2 separate regions of the Homo sapiens genome follow, and region 2 is linked to region 1. Evidence: read pairs that join two places in POLR2A ChIA-PET (ENCODE). Cell type or tissue: OCI-LY7. All regions are shown on one strand. Links, peaks and the distances in the headings refer to the core of each region. The heading gives the core; the rest is flanking DNA. Region 1 has its middle 65 kb from the start of SSTR1. Region 2 has its middle 120 kb from the start of SSTR1.

What was found. Peaks named below come from ENCODE experiments on the same cell type or tissue, not always from the same donor. Only the 100,000 strongest peaks of a DNase experiment are listed, where the experiment ranks them.
Region 2: POLR2A ChIA-PET joins it to region 1 with 5 read pairs; 4 of 35 experiments call an interaction of 5 or more read pairs at or near these places.

Annotation. Positions count from the first base shown.
Region 1 is chr14:38,141,321-38,144,248 of GRCh38, reverse strand. No RefSeq gene overlaps it. Among named protein-coding and RNA genes, the nearest start is that of SSTR1, 65 kb to the left of the region's middle. In OCI-LY7, for the core only: no CTCF peak of the experiment used is centred there; no DNase peak of the experiment used is centred there.
Region 2 is chr14:38,089,796-38,092,723 of GRCh38, reverse strand. No RefSeq gene overlaps it. Among named protein-coding and RNA genes, the nearest start is that of SSTR1, 120 kb to the left of the region's middle. In OCI-LY7, for the core only: no CTCF peak of the experiment used is centred there; no DNase peak of the experiment used is centred there; H3K4me3 peaks cover 1,293 bases; H3K27ac peaks cover 1,341 bases.

The DNA.
Region 1 (2,928 bases), core at 162-2,661:
TGCCTGGAGATACTATTTCTTGTGTGTTGGAGATCTTAAAGAGCTGAAAGCTCCTACAGACACATTTTTGTGTTCTCTTATCCAACATCAAATATAACTCCAAGGTTTGAAGAGCAGAAGATAGTAGTTTATTCATCCTCTCAGGAACTCCCCAGGGGAGGAAATTAACAGGGAGGCAGATTTCAGTGTAACATATGGAGATTTTTACCACCCTCAGAGCTGTCTAAAGTGAGAGTAAACTAACAGCTTTACAAATACTGAAATTCGTTTCACTTTCAGCAGGAAAAGGAGAAACTAGATCCTAGTCTTCAGCAGTGATTTGGGATGGAGGGGAAGTGATGACCTCTAAGTTCTATTCTGATTATAAAATTGTATGATGTAATTTTTTCTTGGTGACTCAGAGGAACGTGATGTGTGTGAATTATTGTGGTTCCCAGAGATGCAATGAGGTCCTTACGGTTTGTGAGGTGAATTCAGCTGTATTTTCCTATCTTACGTTGCTCCAGACAGCAGTGCTTTCGCTGTTAATTTGTATTCTTTTCCCTCCATTCTATCCATGTCCCCGCCCAGGCTGGTCAGCTAATACACTACATATTATCCACCCTCATCTCAACAGAATCCTTGGGAACAGGAAGCAAATTTACTTTTGGTACACAAAACAGTGCTTTGACCTAAGAATTCCATCAGTGTGACTCTCAATGAAAATTTGGGGAATAAATTATGAGTGACTTTTGGGACAGAATGCTACTCTTTATTTATCAGAGCTTAGAAAAAATCTCTGCCCCGTGCATTCACCCACATAGCCATATAGACTCCTTTGCGCATCTCTGAGAATAACACTTAGTGCTAGATTCTTCCTGTAGTTTGAAATGTCGACTGTCTCTTTCCTGTCTTCCAAATGCTTACTCATCTGTTTAGCTCCCATTAAAATATCTGCTCTGGAATGCTTTCCTCGGGCATAATTAACTATTCCTGTGTGTTCTTACAATTGAAAACATACTTCTATTATTCAAATTTAATATTTTATCATAACTATTTGTTCCCATTTGTTTCCTCATTTAACTCAGAGCTTCTTATGGACAGAGTAGCCCACCTTCATGAGCCCACCTCCATTATATGCAATGCCCAGCATATAATGGGTGCTCAGTAGACATTGGGTGGCTGGGTAACTGAGTGAGGTAAATTGTGTGTCTCCCTCTGATGAAGAAAAGCACATGGCTTTAAGGCATTTATCTCAGGCGGCATTTTTACCCACTTTCTAATTCCCATCTTTGCTCTAGACCTAAAAATCTGACATCCAAATTAGTGGGTCATGTATTACTACAGTGAGGTTTGTTGGTGGTACATACACACAAACAAACAGATACACACACACATCCTCAAACATCCCTATAAATTTTAAATCTTTTTATATTTTGACAGATTTTGAGAAAACCATTTGTTATCACTTTAAGAATCATACCTTTAAAAGATTAATGTATTGTAATGAAGCCAATTTTCTTATTAGATTTAAACTGGCCACAGAATTATATAAGGTACAGTCCACTAGAGAGCTTCAGGCTCTAACTTTGAAAGGACATGCAGCTACAGGAGAAATGTGTCCACAGTTTAATAATCACTAATATATAAATACATTAGATGTGGACCACCACATGCACTGCAATCAGGGATGCAAACACTGTCTCTTCTCATCTGTCATCAAATCATTTACAATTTTATGCCCAAAGAACAGTTTAAGTCTCAGTTATTGAAAAACAATTATTAGTTTAATTAAGTCTGTACATCTTTCCTATGAAAAGAAAATTACAAAAGCTGAACTTGGAGCCTAAACCTTAAAAAAATAGTTCAATTAATTAATTACATCAACTATCACATAATAAATACGACTGTATCATATTATGCCATTTTTCTGCCTTACTGATTCACTGCTAGGAATTCATGAGATAGGTTTTGGCACCTAAAATAGTGTTGGCCATTATTTCACAAGTAAGAGGAGCAGGTAGATAGTTTTCTGCCATCCTCACATCCATCCTGGCTTATCTCTGCATCCCCTCTGTAGTTTTCTGGGCCAAGAGAGTTTTGCCCCAGGGATTATGTCTTACTATTTAAGGACACCAGTGGCTGAAAGATGACTCCATGTCACTTAAGCCAATGGAAGAATTTGATGGGCGAAAATATCAAATCAAAAATCTCATTTTACCTCATTTACATAAGCTACTCATTCCTAATCATGAATTTATAGTAGCATAAGACATTCCCAATTATGTCAGGGAACAGCTTTCAAAACAAAAGCCATTAAAATTCAATGTCTTTTTTTAAATTGAACTTTTAGAGCACTATTTAGATAAGGGAATGGTGGCTTTTGAATGAAGATAATACAACTCTAAAGATATATACTATACTTGTACAGCAACAATAAATTTCATTTAAGTAAAAGATAGGTGTGTTTTTATTTTAACCTATTGGTCTTAAATAGATGCTCCACATTATGACTAACTTTTTCACTTAGGATTTTTAAAACTAGGTTATAAATTGCTTTTTTGAGTAATTTCAAGGCACTTGAAAAGATAAAATACCTTATAGGTTATACGTAGTCTTTAACTTGTTAACATTTTGGCAAATTCGTAAATTGACTGATTGAAGCTCAGAATGAACTTTTCCCGAGTAGATAATGTTTTACATAGGGTTGGTCCACAGGTGGGCCCACAGAAACATATTTAAACTTTAGTATACAAGAAATACCACTAGGTTGTGTTAAGATGTAAGTACTACAAAGATTATGCAAAGATTATGATGCCCTTACACGATTCTAGATAACATATTGCTTTTTTATAATGACATGATATTTATTTACATCCCCAAATCAAAATAACCCTTTAAATTTTTTTATTGCAAACATCTCAAGTAAGTGTATCCAAAGGGGAGGAT
Region 2 (2,928 bases), core at 315-2,814, 52 kb after region 1:
AAAACTGTTCTTCTTGCTTTCTTCAATGCATCTATTCTGAAATTTTTTTGTTCCAATGGTGTGCTAGAACTTCTCCAATGGATTATCACTGTCCCAAAAATGTACTTTCATTCACGAGTATTCATCAAGATTGATGTTTCTACAGAATGATGATCACCATCTTACTGACATCACTCCTCCTCATGGCTTTTATGGTACCATAGTCCCCAGGTTTTCCTCATCTCTCCAGCTACTCCTTCTTTGTCTCCTTTATAAATGTATATTCTTCTCCCCTGAGGTTTCTAAAGGGGTAAACTTCATTATCTTTCTCTTCTGATTTTTAATCAGTCCTTGAGCGCTCTCATTCATGCCATGGCTTTGAATACCTCCTATAGAATGATAGCTTACTCATCTGCAGCCAGACTTCCCTAGCAATATATCTAATTCACTTCTTGGCATCTCCATTAGCATGTCTCAAAGGCACATTAAACAAAGTATGTCCAAAACCTAATTCATTTTTTTTCTTCCCAAGCCTTATCTTCTCCAGTGCTTCTGCACAGTAAATGGAATCACTATCTGTGTTACACTTTGAGAAGATAAGCCATCCTAGGATTTTTAGAAGCAAGAGAGAGCTTGCAGGTTCAGATTTGTAAAAGATCATTCTAGTTCCAGTACGGAAAACAAATTGCACAGTGGGAAGGAAGAGGTCTTCTTTGAGTTTCACTAGTATATCATATTCTAGACACTACAGAGCATTTGCACTTGCTTTTTTTGTCTGCTTAGAGTACTCTTCCACTTCTCTTTACATTAACTCTCAACTAACCCAATTTCTTCAAGATAACCTTTTTCATCCTTGTTAAATCAAATTCTATTACAGCCCTTGCTGTGGCTGTAGCATTTGTCCTAGTTATTTGTGTGATTATGTGTTAAAAGTCTACCTTCAATAAGAAAATTCCATCTTTCATCAAAAGAGACTATGCCAACTTTTTCTCACAGCTAGCAACATAGCTATAGAATATTCTTCATAATTATTTGGCAAAAGAGCTAAAAATAATAATAAATAAGTTCTGTGGAAAAACAGAGGCATACCAAAAGCTCTAGGCATGCCCTTAGTCAATACAAATTTCTACAATGAAAATACAATATTTATCTGATGCTCATAATGACTAGCCAGACATAAACACAGGTTCTGAATCAAAGAAAGATTCAGTATGCATTCATTTATTTAAGAGTCTTCACATTGTTTATATGTTCCAGGCATTTCTGCATGAGTATAGTATATGACATATTGATATATTTTCAAAATTGAAACTGAAATAAAAATATTACCTGTAACTTTGAGCAAATGTTATCATTTATCTTCAAAGTATATCTCAAATTCAACCATTTCTCACTTCCTCTTATGCCACTATTTTAATCCAAGCCACTATTTACTCTTGCCTGGACTTTTAATTGAATTAACTGATCATTCTGCCTTTATTCTTGCGCTGTTACAAAGCTAGGCCCAACCCAGCAGCTAGAGTGGTCCTTTTAGAACATAATTCAGGTTTAAATTCTACTCTCAGCTATTCAATTTTTTTCTTATAGGCTATCCATTGATGCATAATGGATCACTCAATACTCAGAGGTAAGAAATATCAGCAAATGATAAGAGAACACAAATAGACAACTCAACAAAATCAAAGGAATAGCATATGAATGAAATGAGAAGTTCAATAAAAGAGATATAAATTTAAAAAAAAACCCAAACTCATTACTCTTCTCATGAGTTTGTGGATCAAGAAAGTATAAAAGGCACAATGGAGATTAACCATCTCTGCTCCCCAGTGAGCCTCAGCAGAGGTTATTTGAATGACTAGCAGCAGTTGGAATAGCCCTACTAGGATCATACATGTCTAGTGCCTGAGCTTTCCTTTATATGATATCTGCTGATGCTGGATTGTCCACGTGAGTGACTTCTTCACTCATATCTGACAATTAGGCTGGAATGGATGGAACAGCTGGGGCTGGCTGGACACCTTTGTTTCTCTTTCTATATAGCTCTCTAAATGAATATCTTTGACTTCCTCATAGCATCGTGGTCTCAGGGTAGACTCACTTTTTACATGGTAGTTGGTAGATCCCAACATGTCTAGGCAGAAGCTGCAGGGCTTTTTATGACCCGTTATTACCACAGAACATCACTTTTGCACATTTTATTGACTAAACAAGTCACCACAGCCATGCCAAATTCAAGAAAAGGGAATTAAATGCCACCTTTCAATGGAAAGAGTAACAAATAATTATTGGCCATTTTTAATCTACCACATTCTCATATTACTCTGAGTCCTTACTCACCAACGCTGTTTGAGGCCCTGTGTAACCTTCTTCCTGCTGTTTCTCCAATCCCATCTTCTATTAATTTCCTTCTTGTTGTTCTCCTTTCTGATCCTCAAATATGCCAATGATTGTTCCTATTCAGTGCTTTTAAATTTGCTATTTCCTCTGTCAGGAGTCCTTTACCCCTAGATAATTGAATAAGTCACCCCTTACTTCAAGAGTCTGCATATATGTTGTCACCTTTAGAGAGGGCATCCCTGACCACTCTTTATCACATTTTATTTCCTTACTCTTCTTAATTTTTCTGCATTGCACTTATCTGTCCATCATGTTATACTTGCTTTTCTGTATAAGTCTCACTTTCTAGAGTTTAAGTTCCAAGTTCCAGAAGCACAACATTTTCTTTTTTACCTCTGCAGCCCCAAAGCCTGGCACTTATTAGGGGATCAATAAATACTTATTTTATGAGATAAAGGAATAATTATTGAAATCATATGGAAATTTGATTAATAAAATCCTGCCTCTATAGAGTATTACTGAGATGTCTTTCAGTTATTACATACTTGTTGTATCTGAGACTATTAGGATTTTGAGGGGAATGCCCTTTTCAAAAGGCCAACTGGAGCTGAC